2 separate regions of the Homo sapiens genome follow, and region 1 is linked to region 2. The links are chromatin loops, found by intact Hi-C in ENCODE. Cell type or tissue: dorsolateral prefrontal cortex. All regions are shown on one strand. Links, peaks and the distances in the headings refer to the core of each region. The heading gives the core; the rest is flanking DNA. Region 1 overlaps EPB41L2 (erythrocyte membrane protein band 4.1 like 2). Region 2 overlaps LOC112267974 (a long non-coding RNA gene).

Evidence for each region. A loop is a pair of places that touch in the nucleus more often than their neighbours do. Peaks named below come from ENCODE experiments on the same cell type or tissue, not always from the same donor. Only the 100,000 strongest peaks of a DNase experiment are listed, where the experiment ranks them.
Region 1: it touches region 2 in a loop (6-fold over the local background); 71 of 110 quality-filtered maps call a loop at or near these places.

The regions. Positions count from the first base shown.
Region 1 is chr6:130,866,864-130,876,740 of GRCh38, forward strand. It overlaps EPB41L2 (erythrocyte membrane protein band 4.1 like 2), which reads right to left. Exons shown (of 20, transcript NM_001431.4): 15 at 2,700-3,263; 16 at 596-718. Among named protein-coding and RNA genes, the nearest start is that of SMLR1, 44 kb to the left of the region's middle. In dorsolateral prefrontal cortex, for the core only: a CTCF peak has its summit at 5,590 (motif pointing left); a DNase peak (open chromatin) is centred at 5,578; H3K27ac peaks cover 291 bases.
Region 2 is chr6:130,318,680-130,328,556 of GRCh38, forward strand. It overlaps LOC112267974 (a long non-coding RNA gene), which reads left to right. Exons shown (of 3, transcript XR_002956398.2): 3 at 1-4,823. It also overlaps a transcript of SAMD3 not described here. Among named protein-coding and RNA genes, the nearest start is that of TMEM200A, 42 kb to the right of the region's middle. In dorsolateral prefrontal cortex, for the core only: CTCF peaks have their summits at 4,188 (motif pointing right) and 4,390; DNase peaks (open chromatin) are centred at 3,871, 4,192 and 6,186.

The DNA of each region.
Region 1 (9,877 bases), core at 1,069-9,068, 550 kb after region 2:
GATAATTATTTAGACACATGGTATCACCATTCACATATGAATGACTACATAGGTCTTTAGAAAATAATTCCACACGAAGGAGAAGCACAGGTGTGTGTGCCTGTGTGTGTTTGTGTGTGTGTGTGTGTGTATGTGTGTTATTACAAGCAAGAATGAGTTGATTGGGTCAATCTTCACGGAGTTAGAGAGGGAAAGAAGCCTAAATCACATCCACAATTAGATCGGATTATTATTAATCGATGAATTATATCAGATAAACTTTGCAAGACAATTTGTTTCCTAAGTGTACACAAACATTCTTAGATATGTCAACTCAGAAATGGCTTTCAATCATATGAACAAGATTGATACTGTCTGTCCTAAATAATCATATGTACAGTTCCCCTATAATTACTGGGTTACCAATTTAATTGCAGCTCTCTGTCTCAATCTAAGAGAACATAGCAAATTATGTTGTTGAAGTACACTTACAAAGTGCAGATACAAAAAGCTACATCAAAGCCAGAAACATGTAAACTAAGAGAAGAAAGAATGAAAACATAGATACACTAAGGGAAAAAAGAGCTCGAACAGTCCAAGTCTAGAGCTTTTGTACCTGTGGAGACTCATATGTGATGGTTTTGGTCTCAGTTTGGACAATGGGGACTTCCTTGGTGGAGATTTCTGTCCTTTGTGAGGCATCAGAAATTGTTACCATCTCTGTTTTTACCACTGGTGGCTGAGGTGGAAAAGGAAGGGAAAAATAAATTCTAGAGGTAATAAAGTAAAAGTGTTTAATGGAACCTTCACAAATAATAGTAAGAAACATATCCAAACACACACTCATGCACAAAAGAAAAGAGTAAAAGCAAACAACCTAAAACAAACAAAAGAAATAAAAGAAAAATTTTCCTTCAAATATATCATATATACACATACATACATGTGCACATAGATACGTACATATATATGAATGTGTGTATGTGTACATACACATATATGAAAAATAAGTTGACATGATGGCTTCCTAAATTATGTTACTCTTTAAATTAAGATGGTCCCAAACTACTTTTATGTCAAGCCTAGTGTATAGTGACACACACACACACACACACACACACACACACACACTCTCTCTCTCTCTCTCTCTCTCTCTCCTCCTCCCTCCTTAGCTTTGGGCAAGTAATAATAAATTGAAAAGAAAATAGAATGAACTATGTGAAGTGACTTGTCTCTATTTTTATTATAATTTAAAGGACCACATAGTTTGTGTGAAGGCTCACTGCCTTTAACTGGCATGCCAGCTAGGTAGGCTAAGATTTGTTCTTCTGCCCACAATACCTTTTCTGCCTTATTGTTAACAGACACACCATTTTCAGAAAGGATGTCTTCAAGTATTACTGTTTTCAGTTATACCTGTCTAAAATTTGCAGTGTTTCTTCTGTATTACCTAAGTTAAAATGCTCTATCTAAAATTACTCCATCAATGTTACACCAATGCTTTGAACAATTTAAAACATTAAAGGAAATATTCAACGGCTTATTAACATTTTAGTCTGCCGAGTATGCATGCTTAATATTAATGCAACACCAGACTATACTACTACCAAAATACTGCAGTACTTTCTTTGAGAGAACATTCTCAACAGGCATAATTATTTAAAGAGGAGTAACGATATGTTAAATACAGAATAGTTCAAAGTGTTCAAAGACTCTTGAAAAATCTTCTCTAAAGTGAAACAGAAGTTTAAAAGTAACATGGTTAAAATCCACTTAATTATTTTAAGACAAAGTCACTTCAACATTTTCCATCCCATCGAAGAGAACAAAATAAATCTCTGTACTGTGGGCATTTAATATTAAAATCAAGAAATATTCCCAAGGAAATAAACCCTCCCTCAGCCTAACTCCCAAATGAGAGACACTGCACTTAGTGACCAAAAAGTTCTCTTCTTTGAAAAGAAAAAGATTCATGTCCAATGTATAGATAATCCACAAAACATATAATCATCTGGCAAATACTCCAGAATTGACATCAGGATAGAATGAGAAGCGAGGATATCCTCCTATCAAATAGCCTAGCCTCTGGCTGCCTGGAAGAAAAGAAAGGCTCTTAACAAAACCATACAACCCCTGCAATCCCAAAACAGAAATCACAGTGGCATTCAAGAAATAACATTCTCATCACTGCTGGATACTGCATTCAGAGAACCACGGTAATCAGAGACTGCTGTCATTTCTAAAACTCTGAAGCTGAAGAATGAGCCAAGAAGTCAAACCCAATCATGACATCAGGGGCACACACACTCAGCAGTGACCATTTTTTTTTTCAACATTACATATACATTTTTCTAATTAAACCAAAAGGGGAAAAAAAGGCATTTAGTGTGAGGAAGCAGTGCAACTGAAGACAAAACAGTTGAAAACACCCAAAACATGCAAAGAAAAATTTAAATGTGAAAAGGGAAGGAAAAATTGATGTGGTGCTTCTAGGAAAGTTTACCCTACAGGTGTCCAGTGGCCGCAGAGAAGCTGGAACCCATGAACTGGGCGGGCAGAAAATCCACAAAGCAGTGCTTCCCCCTTCCTCCCATGAGAGAGAAAAATCAGATTCTTGTTGAAAAAAGCTGAAGAACTGGGAGGACAGGAGAAGAAAGGCAGGAGTTCCCCATCTGAGAAGCAGCTCTAGAGTTTGGCTCCCACCTGGGACTCCCATTTACCTCTGAACAACAAATAATTTGTGGCAAAACATCAATGTCAACATGGGACACCTCTCCGTTAACTTTCTGTGGCTCTTCCTCTGCTTCTTCTCCCATGTCTTGCTTAAGAGCGCCTTCGTGTACACTCTTCTCTCCGGGTATCTTTTGGGCACCTACATTTTCCTGGATCACTGTTTCTACTGTGATTACACTGGCACCTGCTTGTGTGACTGGGCTGGCTTCGGGCACTGCTTCCTCCCTCTCTACTACCTTGGCTGCCGGGCGGGGTTCTTCCTCCACCTCTTCTTCATACTCCTGTTCCTCCCTGATGGTGCCCTCGGTCACTCGGTGGTGGGGACGGTACTCTCCCACGTCTTCCTCCTCACTCTCACTGCTGCTGCTGCTGCTCTCAGAAGACAGGGAGGTGGAGTCTTTTTGTGTCACAGGCTCCACCTTACGAATCTCCCCAGGACCACTCCCAGGTGATATCTCTTTACCATTCATTTCTTCTGTGATTACTCTTTCGTCTTTCCCAACCTCTGCCCGCTTCTTCTCCTCCACTATATTCAGAGTCTCATGTGAACTCTGTACAAAAAAAGATGGATGAGGGAAAACAAAAATATATGAATAAATAAAAACAACGGAAACCCAAATTAACCGATGGCAGATTCATGTCATGGAGAAAAACAAAGATGATTATGATGGCTGACTGAAAGGGAAGCGGGGCAAACGTGAGGGCAATGAGAAACGTGAGGCAATGGTGTTAACATGGAAAAAGGGGAGAACCTTAACAGCATCCCTGGCTCCAGTGCAAGGCCCTTCTGACTCGGGAGCACGTGTCTGCAGAACAAAAAGCAACCGAGGACACAAAATCAATACAGTTTTACCTCAACAACCACTGAAACAAACATCTGACACTGCAAAGACAAAACAGCAAGAATCAACATCTACAGAAACCTCTGCTCAAGGTCACATAGAGGACAATCAAGACAAATGCCAAAAAGCTTACAAAAAGACACAAAAACAGCCAGCATCCTCCCAAAGAAGTAAAATGCTTTTATTATAGATATACCTATAAGCTCTACCTATGTAGTTAAAACAGTTTACAAAAATTGAATTATACCAAAGCTGACTCATCATTTTAAAGAAAAAAATTTAACTTTTAAAACCTAGTAACAGTTTTGGTTTTAATCAGACTATAAAGTCTAGCCTGGAACGCTGATTCTTAAATGAACACAGCACCAAGGAGATGGCACTTTTATTTTTTGCTGGTTTTCTTTAAAAAAAAAAAAAAAGTTTTAATTGGCAAAATTATAGTTAGCCTCAGAAGGCTATTAACATGAAAATGTTCATTCCAGAAATGGTTATTAACTTTCCAATTCGTATCATAGGTTGGCAAAGGCTATATTATACAATAGGGTGGGTGTCAATGGTGACTCCAAGTGTTTCCTTTTACAATTTAGCTCCTCTACTAGCATCTTTGAAATCTAAACTCAGTCAAGTTTATTATTTGACATGTTCACTCCTATCCCCTTCAGACATCTACTTCTTGGGAGTAAAGTAATTTACTCCAGTTGAGTAATATAGCACCTAAATGTTCAATAAATATCTGTTGACTTAATACATTAGGAACAAATTACTATGTTATGATATTATTAACTAGGGTGGAAACCTTTTTGTACAGAGGGGTTTTTAAAGCTTCACATTTTTCTCACACTTACAAAAAGTCTGCTTTACAATGATATAACTCAAGCATGGCCAACTTTTTGACTTCTAGGTGGTACTACTGCCTATGATCTAACTTAAAAATAATTCAGCTAGAGCCAGGAGCCCTATTTATTCACGAAAGTGACTCCATTCTGGATGGAGAAGGGCACCACACCACTGAGCCCTCTGGATATTGTTGTGAAGCTGCCAAGGTACTAACTGGACTGGAGCCTCTAATAGACAGCAGGGCTGAGTTCATCTCTCCCAGACACTTGGACAACCATGAGCTGAAGATCCTAACATCACACACACACGTCTCTGCAGCACTGTCAACGTCTACTCACAAACTCTCTTGGACCTGCCCTATTATTCTTAAACACATGGTAAGGGCATGGTTTCATTGACCCAAATTAATACCATGTAAATCACATTACTAACAGAAGACAGCTATCTTTCCAGTTTTATTGAAAACTCAGAGGTTTCTAGATATTAAACTGAAAAAACTCTCAATCTATTTTGATAAGCAGGTAAAATTTAACCATGACTACATATAATAAACATATCCAGTGACCAGAACATTTCTGAAACACACATTTCATTATTATTATAGATCAGTGAATTATTATTATTGTTATATCTTAACCTCAATTAGCTGGATAGGTTCTGCCCAAGTTCAGGGAATTCCTTAGGGTCATTCAAAAGCAATTATGTCATGGAGCATGGGAGGCACTTCAGATTTTTTCCATATAAACAGAATTTTAAAAATAACATGCCATCAGAGGATGCCTGAAATTTGGGGTTTTGAAAATGTCAACTCTGCAAAGCATATCTGGTTGAGGGTTTCCCTCTGCTTAACAGCCCAGACTCTGGAACTTAATGATTTAAATTATTCTCTGAATTTAGGCAGATTTTTTTTTTCTTTGACCAAAGAAGCAGGAGAAACATCCAATCTATATCTTTTCTTCATGTTCCAATTCAGTCATTGTTTCTTGAATGTTTCTCCCAGGAAGAATTAATTTCACCAATGAAAGCACTGGAGGGAATGGTGCCTGAATATTTAAAAAAATGAAAATCTCTCTCATATGTGGCTTTTAGTAACAGGGGAAACAAAGTAAAATGCACCTCAAGCAAGTGTGAGAAGGGCGAGGAAGAAAGCTTTTCAGAAGGTGCATTAGCGCTCACAACAGCGCCCTCTGCTGTCCAAGTGGTGGCTGAAGTGAAGGTGGCTTTCATGCTATCAGAAAAGCCCTTTTCACTAAACAAAATTGATGTTATCTCCTCTTCTAGGCTCTAGAGAGGTCAGAAAAGGAAGAGCAAAGAATTAGCAATAAGTCAGAACAGACAGCAGTGACCTATTGGAAGAAAGGAAAGGTTACACAAGAAAGAACAACAGAACAGCATAAAATGAAAGAAAAGATGAGAATTCTGACAGATTCTGGAGCAGGCTTATGAAGAGGTTTGTGAGCGCCAGCTTTTCCACCCTGCTTGAGAATCTTTGATAGTTGCGACCTCCAGAAACCAGTGAAAACTGCTTGGCTGATCACCAACTGAGCACAACCGACCCACCCAAACGCCATTTCATATATTCTTGAGGTAGTTCCTTGGCCTTTCTCTGCACGGAATGGCCTCTTCAGTGGCCCCTACACTTGAAATGCTTATTCCTGTGTTACAGCTTGGGCAGTCCTCCCTCTCCTGCCTCCAAGGCCCTTCTTTGCCCTTATCTGCACATTCTGGGCCTTTCCAGTTTTCTAACCTCCCTGAGGCCCACTTCATAGTCTGCATTTTCTGTAAGGCCTTCCCTCACCACTCCAACTCCTACAATCTCCCTCCTCAATACCACCTTAACTCTCTGTACAACAAACATTCTGACAGCAGCCCACATTCATTCCCTCAGGCGTGCTAAATATGCCACAGAGTAAATTACCCTGTCCCCTTTTTTTGCAAAAAGAAACAGGTAAAGAAAAACAATTCAAAATAGGAAGACAAACTCAGAGTTGAAAGCTCAATGAGCAACGTGAAAATTATTTCTCCCTAAATTAAACCATTAAAGCAAATTTAACTTTGCTGTGTCTGGCTCTTAAACAATGGCTCCCAACCTGCCTGAGGGACAGCAGAACTGTCCTTAGAAACTTGAAATGTCAATATTCAAGAGTCATCATGAAGCACCCCCTCATGTCAGAAGTGTGAGAATAATTCCTAATAAACCCCACTATTCAGGTTTTTTTTTTTTTTTGAGACGGAGTCTCGCTCTGTCACTCAGGCTGGAGTGCAGTGTGCCGCGATCTCGGCTCACTGCAACCTCTACCTCCCAGGTTTAAGTGATTTTCCTGCCTCAGCCTCCCCAGTAGCTGGGATTATAGGCGTGCAGCACCATGCCCAGCTAATTTTTATATTTTTAGTAGAGACGGGGTTTTGCCATGTTGGCCAGGCTGGTCTCTAACTCCTGACTTCAGGTGATCTATCCTCCTCGGCCTCCCAAAGTGCTGGGAATACAGGCGTGAGCCACCGCACCCAGTCACTATTCAGAAATCTTAAAGAAAAATCAATGACGCTCCTAAGGGGCCCCTTCATACTGTGAGCTAAGAAGGGTGAGGAGCGCAGAAAGTGAGGTGAGGAGGGTGAGGGGAGTAGGCACTTGCAATATTCAGCAGAGGAAAAAGCTTTTGGACTGACTTAACTTCATTACCATCTCTATGATTACATCGTCCCTTGGGGAAGTGGGGGTGGGTGGGATGCCCTTCCCAGTGAGAGATCACTGGGGAATTTAAAGAAGTGCCACACATTTCGTTATCCAATGACATACCTTCAAAAGTACCTTACAACTCAATGTACATAATCTCTTAGACTCAGGAGAGAATAGTCTATGCAAATTTAAGTCATCATAATTCATACAACACGTTAAGAGGATTACAATAGAGTTATTTACCCATTAAAGATTAAATGACTTGGTTTCCAATTTTCTGCTCTACTCTCAAAATTGTTCAAACTACAGCCACTTTGAAAATGCAATGTATTTTTTTTTTTTAAAAAGAAACTATTCCTGCTTTTTTAAAAAGCTATAAAAGCCCATATTATAGAAATTTGGAAAAGTGGTCAAATTATATACTTATGCATAATTTTTTTATTTTACTTTCAATAAGAATTACAATTCAAAGATAAACGAGAACCCCTGCAGAATTAACAGTAAAATGAAGATACAACAAAGACAGAAATTGAAAAGGTACTCTGGTAAAGTCAAAACACTCCCGTAGACAAATGCTCACATACTTTCAACTAATAGTAGTATGTTATTTAAAGAAAAACAAAAAAGATACAATGTAGGTGGTCAATAAATGTTTGTTGGGCAAACGGATGAATGGATGATTGTAATAAGAACAATCTATATGAATGTCAAAAAAGTATGTATTTTCCTGCATGTATTGGAGAGGAAAAGAACAGAAAAACAAGTAACTTCAAGTACAGATAAACCACTTGGGGGCTTTTCCAGATTTAAATTTCACATTAACATCACTTTAATGTGACTTCTATGACAAGATATTTTACACTGTACATTCCTAAAACATGAGATCCAGAAAAATGATAATAATTTTAAACATCTCCACTAAAATGTCAAAGTTTCCTACTGCAAAAATCCAAGGACATCACTTTAAATTTGATCGAATGATACCATGTGATTGCTTCTGAAGGACAGGTTATGAAAAATACGTAATATTTCAAAGCATGTGATATTAAAGTCCTCATTATACACATGGAGTCTAATTGGCTTTGGTTTCAGGCTAACCTTTAAAGTATATAAATATGTCACTTGGTTTAGCTTCATGACATTATCTTTCTCATTTGCAATGTTCTGAAAATATTTCATCTCAACTAGACCATAAACTCCTTATTTCTACTTATTTTGCCTCCTTTCCCAACCCTGCTACGTGTTCTGATGAATACTCTCTACCAATTAACAGAATCTACTTTGTGGAAGGGAATCACTGTTTCCTTATTAATAATCTCTGTTCTCATTCACAGCCCCTATAATCTATTCCTCATCCAGTGCCAGGGGGACTTCTGTCAGAAACAGGTGGGATTCTGCCACTACTCACCTTCAAACTCTCCAATGCTTTCCCATCATTCTTATTGTACAATTCCAAACTGTTAGCATGGCCTTTAAGATCGTGACATGACCTAGGGTCTAACCTCTTTGAATTTTCCTTCCTTCGTGCTCCCCCTTGCTCACCAAGCCCCTGTCATTTGGTCTTTCAGTTCCTGTGTTGTGGCTCGTCCTTACACGTGGATACATTTTCACATGTCCACCTGGTTATCATTAAGGTTTCAACTCAAATGTCATCTCCTCCTGACCACAATGACAAAACGGTCTTCCTAATCCCCTCCTAACACAACATTGTATTTCACCTTCTTAACATTTACTTCCTAGTGTCTGAAACTTTCCAAGTACCAATTAGAAAATTTTCTAATCACCAGCCGGGTGTGGTGGCTCACGCCTGTAATCCTAGCACTTTGGGAGACCAAGAAGGGCAAATCACGTGGTCAGGAGTCAAGACCAGTCTGGTCAACATAGTGAAACCCCGTCTCAACTAAAAACACAAAAAAATTAGCCAGACTTGGTAGCAGGCACCTGTAATCCCAGCTAAACAGGAAAGTTGCTTGAACCCAGGAGATGGAGGTTGCAGTGAGCCAAGATCATGCCATTGCACTCCAGCCCGGGCGAATGTGCAAGAGTGCATCTCAAAAAAAAAAAAAAGAAGAAAGAAAAAAAAGAAACTTTTCTAATTAACTATTTCCATGTCTCCTCCACTAGACTCCAAGCTCTCCAGTCCCAGCAAATAACAGACTGACCACCTGGCTAAGTAAAATCAGTAGAAAGAGAAGAATGAGGATGTAAAAGCAATGGAAAGTGAACTTCCTCACCAGTGTCAGAAATGTCACACATGCAGGAGCAGAGAGAGAGGTGAGGGGCTGCTATGGTGCATCAAAATCTTTGTTCCCATTAAAAATCTTACAAGTGAAAACTCAAAAGGTTTCCATATGTAATTAGTAAACTCATCATCTAAGGCACATAAGTGGTTATTTTAACAACACGACATGCATAAGTATTGTACAAACAGTGCACTTTCACATGAAATCAGTTTCCCAACTGTCAGCCACATACATCAAATTAGGAATCAGTTATCACCTAAATTGGTTGATGTTTCTGTATTTCAAATTTTGACTTTTCAAGTGCTTCTGCAATATGGTATTTCTCATCCAACAATCCTATGCTTCTATACACAGGGGATTTAACTTTTTAAATGCTCAAAAATCATTTCAAAAAAATTTTAGTATGACACACAGGAAAAAAGAAATCTTATGGCTGTGGATAGAAACAAAAGGAAAGGGGGAAAAAGCAAGAGTAGATCCAAGGGTGCAAGGTGAACACCTTGTCCGTCTCCTGAGCTTTTTCTTCAACTGTCCATATTGTCGGCATCAGGTACTTCTCCTTCACG
Region 2 (9,877 bases), core at 1,090-9,089:
TGTCCTCCCAAAGTGCTGGGATTACAGGCATGAGCCACTGTGCCCAGCCCATCTAATAAAATATTAATAGGCATGGAAAGACACAGGAAAACAGGGCCCACAAGCTGGTAAAGAATAATTAGTTGAAATTAGCCCAGAAATTACATGGATAATCAGTTATTGAAGACATTAAGCTTATTGATAAGGTTGTTAGTTCTGTTATTAAAACAGAACATAGATATTCCATATATTTATGGAGCTAGAGAAAAGATTGAACTGTTAGTTATAGATATGAAGATACAAAAATCGAATTTCTTAAGGTTAAAATTATAATGTGTGAGATAAAAAGACAGACTGGATCAATGACAGATTAGGTATTGCAGAAAAAATGATGAGTGAACTTGAAGACATGGTAATAGAAATTATCCCAAATGAAACTATCCAAGAAGGAAAAAATCCTGAACGAATCAATAAAGCATCAGTGGGTTGTGAGGCAACTTCAAGCAAACTAATACAGGAGAATTTGGAACCCCCACAGGAGAAGAGAGAGAGGGACAGAAAAACATTTGAAAGAAATAATTACTAAAAACATTTCCAAATGTGATGAAAATTATAAACCTCAGGTCTAAGAATCTTAAAGAACTCCAAGCATAGGAAACATGAAGAAAAGTATGCAAAGACACGTTATAATGAAATTGCTTAAAACCAGTTAAAAAAAGAAAAATTTAAAAGCCCGAAGCGAAAGACACATTAGATACAAAGGAAAAAAGACAAGGAGGAGAGCAGAGTTCTTGATGAAAACAATGCAAACTAGACAACAGTGGAGCAACATCAGTAAATACTGAAAAAACAAAAACAAAACTTTCAGCCTGTAATTTTTTATCCAGGGAAAACATCTTGCAAAAATGAAGGTACATATTAGTTAAAGGAATTAATCACCAGCAGACCCTGCCCTACAAAAAATGTTGAAAGAAGTCTTTCAAGCATAAGGCAAATGATGCTAGATGGAAATTTGGTCCTATACAAAATAATGAAGAGAATTAAGAAATGGCATGTAGAAAAATATAGAGAATTTTCTTATTAAATATCTTTAAAATATAATCAATGGCTTGAGGCAGAATTAAAAACCAAATATTGTGGGGTTTTAATGTGTAAGTTTAACATGTAGAAGTAAAATGCATGAAAGCAGCAGCAAAACAAATAAACAAAAAATACCCAGAAGGGGAAAATTAGAAATAATTGTAGACCTGACATGGCTAAGAAAAGAATCAGTAAACTTGAAGCAGATCAATAAAAAGTTTCCAAAATGAATTGCAAAGAGAAAAAAATAAACACACACACACATGCACACACACACGTCCCCCAACACATTAAAAAATTGTGGAGAATATGAAAATGGAATAATACAAACTATTCAATCCATCCAAAAGAAGGCAGTAAAAGGAAAAAGGCAATAAAGAACAAATGGAAAAAATGGGAAATAAATATCAAACGCATATCTAATAAAAGACTCAGATCCAGAATATACAGAGAATTCTCAAAACTCAAACAACTCTTTCCTCTTCAAAAAAAGAAATGGGGGAAATCTGAACAGAAGCTTCATCAAAGAAGATAAATGAATAGCAAGTAGGTAGATGAAAAAATGTTAAATAGCACTAATCATTGAGGAAAGGAAAACTAAAGCCACAAAAGAATGTCACTATGCACGTATTAGAATGGCTAAAATTAAAAATCAAATGTTGGGGGAGAATGTGGAGCAACTGGAATTCTCACACATTGAATGGTGGGAATGGAAAATGGTCCTGCCACTTTGGAAAACAGCTTGGCAGTTTTAAAAAAGATACATATAGCTGCTGTATGACTCAGGTATTGCGTGCTCATGTAACTATCCAAGATAAATAAAAAGATTTGCACATGAATGTTTATAGCAACTTTGTTTGTAACGGCCCCAAACTAAAAACAACCTAAATGCCCATCAACAGGTGAATAGATTAACAGTGTTACAATCAATGACATAAAGAGGAATGGATTATTGATATACTCAAGAACATGGATAAATCTCAAAACAATTATGCTGATTATTATTTATATAAATGTCTAATTCCATTTATATAAAATTCTTAAAATTACACACTGATCTATAGTGATACACAGCAGGTCCATGTCTACCTTCCAGGTATATCTGACTTCATCTTCTGTGCTTCTCTCCTTTGCTTCCTGGGCTCCAGACAAGCAAATCTTGCTGTTCTTTGAACACATCAAGAATGTGCCTGTCTCAAGGTTTACATATTTGCTGATCCCTTGACATGGGTAATGCTTCCCCAGAGAGTTTGCTCCTTACTTCATTCTAGCCTCTCATCCAATATCACTTTGTCTAACATAACTCCCAATGATCTCTGCCTGCTTGTATTTACTAGGTGAGTGTGGGCTGGACCTAGTGACTCACTTGTAGCAAATAGAATGCAATGAAGTGATAGGATGCCACCTCCACAATGAGGTTACAAAAAGAGTCTGGCTTACATCTTTCATGCTCTGTACCAGTCTTTCTCATTCTATCTTTCTTAGAACTCTTGTCAATTGCCTTACGGACAGACCTATAAGGCAAGAAACTGATATCTGTGATCGAGAGCCAGTGAGCACCTGGGGCTTGTCACTGGCCATGTGAGTGAGCTTGGAAGCAGATACTCTCCCAGTTAAGCTTGGAAATGATTGCAGCCCCAACCCTGATGGCTGACTTGTGAGAGACCTCCTTGATTCACAGGCACCCAGTTCATCTGCACCTGGATTGCTGACCCATGGAAATGGCGAAGTAATAAATGTTTGTTATTTTAAGCTGCTAAACCTCTGGATAATTTTTTATGCAGCCATAGACAACTAATCCAGAGGTGTTCCTTAGAAAACTATGTAAAATATCCCCACTGACACATACAATTCCCAGTACTCATTGTCCTCTTACCTTGTTTTTTCTCATTCAAGACATTTTTCATCATTCAAAGTATTATTATATGTTATATATGTGCTAACTTGCTGTCTGTCTCTCATTCCCCCAATAAAATAAGATGAGAACAGCATCTTATATCTAGGGCCCGAAACACTGCCTGGCCAAGCTACGTATATATCCATTACATATTTGACACCTTTATATAAAATTTGAAAAAAAAGTCTAGACTATAAGGCAGGCTCCTTTTAGCTAGATATATTCTACATATATTCAGACCTCAACTCAAGGACAGAGGCCATCACAGAAAACCAGAAGAATGAGAAATTCCTTAAGCTACTGTGTCCCTTTTTCCCTAGGATCAGGCAAACACACTACTAATTCATCATACACTTAAAAATATTTGGAAAGGAGGAATAAGCAGAGAAGACAACTACCTCTCTGGTCAAGAGGAGCTGTGAGGGCCTGATCCAGCCACAGGGTGAAAATCACTATGGGAACTCATTAGTGAGGGTTTAACTGAGCCATCAGAGAGGCAAGGCTGGAGCGAGGCATCCAAAGGGGCCAGGCAAGGGTGGAATGGAGGCTAGTCCAGAATTGGGACAGGGACAGAGGCGGAATCTGGTTCTTGGTTGAGCCACAGCTTCAGGAACCAGCAGCAGGCTGAGAGAGAGAGAGATGGACCCCAAGGAAGTTCTTTTTCTGCCCAAGCCAGAGTACAGGTCGAGGCATCAAGGCTGGAGTGGAAGGCTGGGAATCAGGCATTTTCTCATAGATTGTAGGACGAGTAAGAGCAGAAGGTACAAGTGAGATGACACGAGACATCTCCACGGAGCTGTGACTACAGATAGGTCTGCATACATAGACAGTGTTCATTCAAAGTACATTGTAGTAGCCGGGCATGGTGACACACGCCTGTAATTCCAGCTACTCGGAGGCTGAGGCAGGAGAATCACTTGAACTCGGGAGGCAGAAGTTGCAGTGAGCCGAGATTGCACCACTGCACCCCAGCCTGGGCGACAGAGTGAGTGAGACTGTCTCAAAAAACCAAACCAAACCAAAGCAAATGGTTCAATGGTTTTATGTGGGATCAATGGTTTTATGAGCAAGGTGGAAACCTAACAACCATTCATGATATCATTTTTATGTTAAGATGATTTGAGTATTCCAAGCAACTAATGCAAAAGCAGAAATTTTGAAGAATCCTAAATTTGAGTTTACTTGAATTAACAATTTCTGTCAATCGTGGAAGCTGCTGCTATGGCCCACTAGGTGGCAGTATGGGAGTGATTTGCTGGTTAACAGAAAATGGAATAGGCTTGACTCTCAAGCCACTAGTTTGTTTTTTTCCTAGCATTTAAAAGTTGACAATAGAAAATGTTCATGGAATAATAGATGGAAAGTCAGACAAGGACTATCATGCAAAGGCCATTGACATATAAAATAAAACCGTTTTACAAGCAGTTACCATGGAGCATTTTATAAAAAGTCAAAACAGCAAATAATGTCTGCTGTTCATAATAAATATAATGTTTTTAAGTGATTCTTCTGATAGGTGAATGTTAGACAGATATAAAATAGAGACAAGTGAGAGAACAGGACAACGGATACCTCTTTCCCAGACCTTGCAAAAACCAGGCTCCCTGAAGCCTCTATGTTGGGGTTTTCAGTTCCCAGATCCCTACTTCCTCTTTACCCATCCACACTCCTGGCTTCCCTGTGAGATGCTCTTGGCAGCAAATCCCTGACAAGTCACATCATTCAAGTATCTTAATTCACTCTTTCACTTGTATTTCCCTGAAATTATGGACAAAGACACACTAATATTTTGCAAGGTAAAATTTCCAATTTTTTTTTTTTTTGTATGATGAGTGCTTAGACTATTGCTGTACATGTTAAGCACCATTCAGGAATTTCCTGTCCAGGCCAGGCATGGTGGCTCACACCTGTAATCCTAGCACTTTGGGAGGCCAAGGCAGGCGGATCACTTGAGGCCAGGAGTTCAAGACCAGCCTGGCCAACATGGTGAAACACCATCTCTACTTAAAATACAAAACTTATCTGGGCGTGGTGGCATGTGCCTGTAATCCCAGCTACTCAGGAGGCTGAGGCAGAAGAATTGTTTGAACCCGGGAGGCGGAGGTTGCAGTGAGCTGAGATCGTGACACTATACTGCAGCCTGGGTCACAGAGGTAGACTCTGTCTCAAAAAAAAAAAAAAAAAAAAAAAGAATTTCCCATCCAATCAGGTTCTAAGGGAAAAGGGCAGAAAATGTGTCTTCTGGTTCCCTTTCATTAGTGTCTTTTAAGTGCTGGCTATGCAGCATATGCTCAATAAATATTTAAACCAATGAATGAATAAATAAATGGCTCAATATGATGGTGTGCATGGGATGCACAAGGGATGAATGAATAAATACACTCTGGCATTTAACATCTTGGAACTTTTTTTTTATAACATATCAATCTTGCATGATTCAAAATAGAACACTTTAAATTTAAATAAACCTTCAAAATGTCTTAACATTTTACATAGAGCAAATTACTGTTAATAATTTACAAAGTTTAGAAAGTTTAGTTTGGAAAGATTAGTTTAATCTCAAAATACTGATCTAGGATAGCAGGCTTTTTAAATTAGCAGTTACCTTCGAGATCATTAGGTCAACCCTCTTATTTTCAGATTAGAAACGAGGACTCATATTTAGTGCTTTTTTCTCCTTTTAAACAGATTGCTGCTCGAATTTGGCAAAAGCCATACATATGATGAGTATGTTAACTGTGATTGATTTTGCTGTTAAGAAATGTTTGTGAAGAATATTCTTGACAGTCTATATTTTTCATATGGTTGAATGAATTTGTGTAATATTAAGGCATAATTATTTTTGGAACTAGCTTTTTTTACCATCAAAATATAAAGTTTCATTCTTAGACACTTTTCAAATTGTGAAGCACTTTCTGGAGTGTTTGTATCAGCTTACTCTACTTTCTTTCCCCTTGAAGTTATTTCTCTTTTCTTAAAGAAAGTAGGTTAAAATGCTGCTTATTAGGAAAATTAGGCTGGGAAGAAGCCGAAAGATCTGTTAAATACCTCAAGTGAATTCCTGAATTCAAAAAATCTGAACATTATCCTTGAAAACAGCTGAAAGTAAAATAACAAAAACTACTTTTTGGAGAACATTTTTTTTTTTTTGGAATAGAAAAATGTTAACTCATTCACAGATCTTGCCCAGATGCAATCGCCTACTGGTCTGGGTTCAGCCTACACACAAGAACAAATTCTTTCCCGGTGCCTCACACTGTGAGGCTGCAGTCCAATCTTGCCAAGGAGCCAGGGGTTCTTGTGTATCTTTTTATTGCTTTAAATTATAAGTTTGTCATTTTAAATTGAACATCTTTTTACTGCCATAAATATCAGTGGAGCCTTAAATGAAATACTGCACGTACAATTCAGCTCTGAAGAACTATATCCATCCATTCATAAACAAGAGCTCTATCGAGCAGGTTTTTCCTTTAGCAGAAATCTCATTGTAGTTTTATGTATTTATGTATATGTAGTATGTTAGTCAGGGTTCTCCAGAGAAAAAGAACTTATATATAGAGAGATATGTAAGAAGGGATTTATTATGGAAATTGACTCATATGATTATGGAGGCCAAGAGTCCCTTGATATGGTGTCTGCAAGGAGAGCTAAGGAAGCTGTGTGAGGACAAAAGACCTGCGAACCTCGTGAGCTGTTCCTGCTGCAAACTCCAGAGTCTGAAGGCTGGAGAACCTGGAGGTCTGATGTCCAAGGGCAGGAGATGGTGGTGTCCCAGCTCCTGAAGAGAGAGAATTCACCTTCCCTCTGTCTTATTGTTCAGGCTCTCGACAGATTGGATGATGCCCACCCACACTCGTGAGGGCCATCTTCTTGACTCAGTCTACTAATTCAAATGTTCATCTCTTCTGGAAACATCCTCACAGAAAATAAGATTGTTTAATAGGATGCTCAAATGCTCATCTCTTCTGGAAACATCCTCACAGACACACCCAGAAATAATACTTTACCAGCTATCTGGATATCCCTTAAGCCAGTCAAGGTGACACCAAAATTAAGCATCACGCTGTGTATGATTTATGTATTTCTTTATATTTTTGGCACAATTCAATGCTGAAATTACTCTTTAAATGTCATGGTTCGAGTGTTTTGAGTTCAATGTACCCGTTCCTGAACTCATCATCATCCTCTCCTCCCACAGTAATACCGATTTAGAGAATGGGCCACATCTAGCAGCTGCCCATCAAAAATCTAGAAGTTGACCGGCCTGGCTTTCACTTGCCTACTTTTCAATTCTGTCAGACACTTAATCCTCAAGTTTGCCTCCCATGCGTCTCCCTTACATGACTGCATCTGCCACGTGGGCAGGGACTTGGTTGATAAACTCAGGGGCATATTGAGCATAGTCCTTAAAACTCAACGAATGTCAGAGGAATGAATAAATGATGAATATTTATCCAATCTATCCCCTTATTTTCACTCTTGCCATCTCGATCCTAGTTTAAGCATTAAGCATCTCTTATCTGGACTACTGCAGTAGCTTATAGTTTGGATTTTCTGACTCTATTTGTATGTCAGCCACCTGCCTTAATTCTAGCCTCATGTTTCTCTACTCTTGTCCTATGTTGTATGCTTAAATACTACTGAGCTGATTATGTCTCCTGCCATATACCCTGATATCTCCTGCCCCTATGACTTTACCTAGGATGTTTCCATCTCTAGAAATGCCTGGTCATTTTTTTTTTTTTTTTGCAAACTTCTGCTCATCCTCATTGCTGAGCCAATGTGACGTATTTTTTAGTAACTTTTTTCTGAAGTCCCAGGTTGTATTACATGCCCCCTTTCTTTTGTCCTATTGTACCTTGTACATTTCTCTAACTGAATTCTTGTATCACATTCTATTTTACTGTTCATCTGTCTGGCTTTCTCTCTGTGCTCCTTTTGGGTAGGAATTCTTTCTTAAACATTGTAGTAATTTTAATGGTGCACAGAAGGCAGTCCATAAATATTTGTACTTGTTTTTTCTTTTTGTGGAATGAACAACTTGGATGCCACAGGAATTTAGGATCGCCACTAATTACGAGTGTGTCTGCCATAGCTAGGGCCACTGAGTACAGCTGTACACATTGTGCACTGCACTATTCTGGGCATGGGTACTAGTCCCATAGAGGATAATGTGAACGTCTACTCCACCACTCCAGTTGTAAACTGCACCAGTCATCCAACCACAGGCACTACCCTGGTGGATATAGATGAGATACTGCAGTGAATACCATTTTTAACTGTAAGATAGTTATATTTTAAATTGTAATTTATTTCAGGTTTTTAATAATTGGATTTATAAACAAACATTGAACAAATAATTCCATTATAATTCACGTGATACTTTTTCTTTTCACAGGAAAGCATTTGTTTTAGCTTGGCATGTTTCTTCCCAGTATGTACCTCATAAATTATAAAATACTTTACCTTCCTTTCCTAGACTGTATTCTTGTTTCCTTAAATGAATTTGAAACCCCGGGACATGAAGTTTATACAGATGGACAGCTATAAATCAATGAATTTTACTATGAAAAATAAGCATTGGCATGTGCATTTTTTTCCATGAAACACATCAGTCAAAATTTAAACTTTAAAAAAAATCAGAGGCTAAAGAAGTTCATTCTAAAGAAAGCTGCCAGTAAACAGATATTACCATTCTCCAGATTCTAGAACTGAACTAAATTGAATTTATCATTAAATATCAAATTTATAGCTTTTAAAAAGACATTAATTTTTCTCTAGAATATCAGTAAGTCTCTTAAATATTAGAGATTTAGGACTGAAAAACATGAAATTCTCTATTTAGTAACTAGCAAATTCTAAATTAATGGATGATAAACCAGACAACTCTTTAAATAAAAATCAATCTAATAAAAATAGCCATTAGACTTATGCATCAAAAAGGTATCAAAATTAAAACTGAGTAAATGGTCAACTTGGCATGAAGCCTTACTAAGTTGATTAAAGTAGAGACTCACTAAATTGACAGCTGGTATTTACAATCTGTGTGGAACAGATATTGATATTAATATTTGTAATAACCACCATATTGAGAAGTATGCATCCAGCATTATGCTAAATGTAAGATACTTTTTAACATTTTGTCATTTTAATACTCAGAAGAATTTATAAGGTAGAAGTGACTACAATACCCATATTATGACTGATGAAACCTATACGTGAAGAGATCAACAAAGAAAATAAGGAAGAAGTGAATGAAAAATTAATTAAAAAGCATTTTTTCAAACCAATCAGGAGAATTAATGAGGCAAGCATTGTTTATCTCCAGAAATGGGATTAAAATATTAAAATATGGACCAGCCAAGAAGGCTCTAACTCTCTAGATATGGTCCATTCTACCCCTACCTGTAGCTGCCTGTCTTCTGTCTACTTTCTGAGTCTCCCATTGAAGCTGAGGTTTGAAATTCACCTGCTGATCAATGTTGCAGATCTCATGTGAGACCCTGGAAGTGGACCCATGGGATAATTGGCTGATACCCTTTCCACAGTTGCTCCTGGTAAGCCTATCGTGTGTTGGGACTCATGCCCCAATTCTGATTCATATTACAGGACCTGCTGGACCTGGAGCTATGTGCCCTGGTCTCTGATTGCTGGTTTTGGCCAAACAACAGCTCAGTACTTGCCAACCCTCACTTCCTGGTGGGCTAAACTCTGTCTACTACCTAGAGGCTCTGGCTAGGGTCCTGTTTCAATTTGAAATTCACTTTTTCCCCACCTCTTTCAGGGTTAAGATGCTACCACTTATGTGCCATCAATGCCCAGGCAATACTAATCCCATAACTCCACCTAAAAGAGTAGGACTTCTGTATATTCACATTAGCCTATGAGGAAACTGAATCCAAGTTATCTTGGACTTTGAGG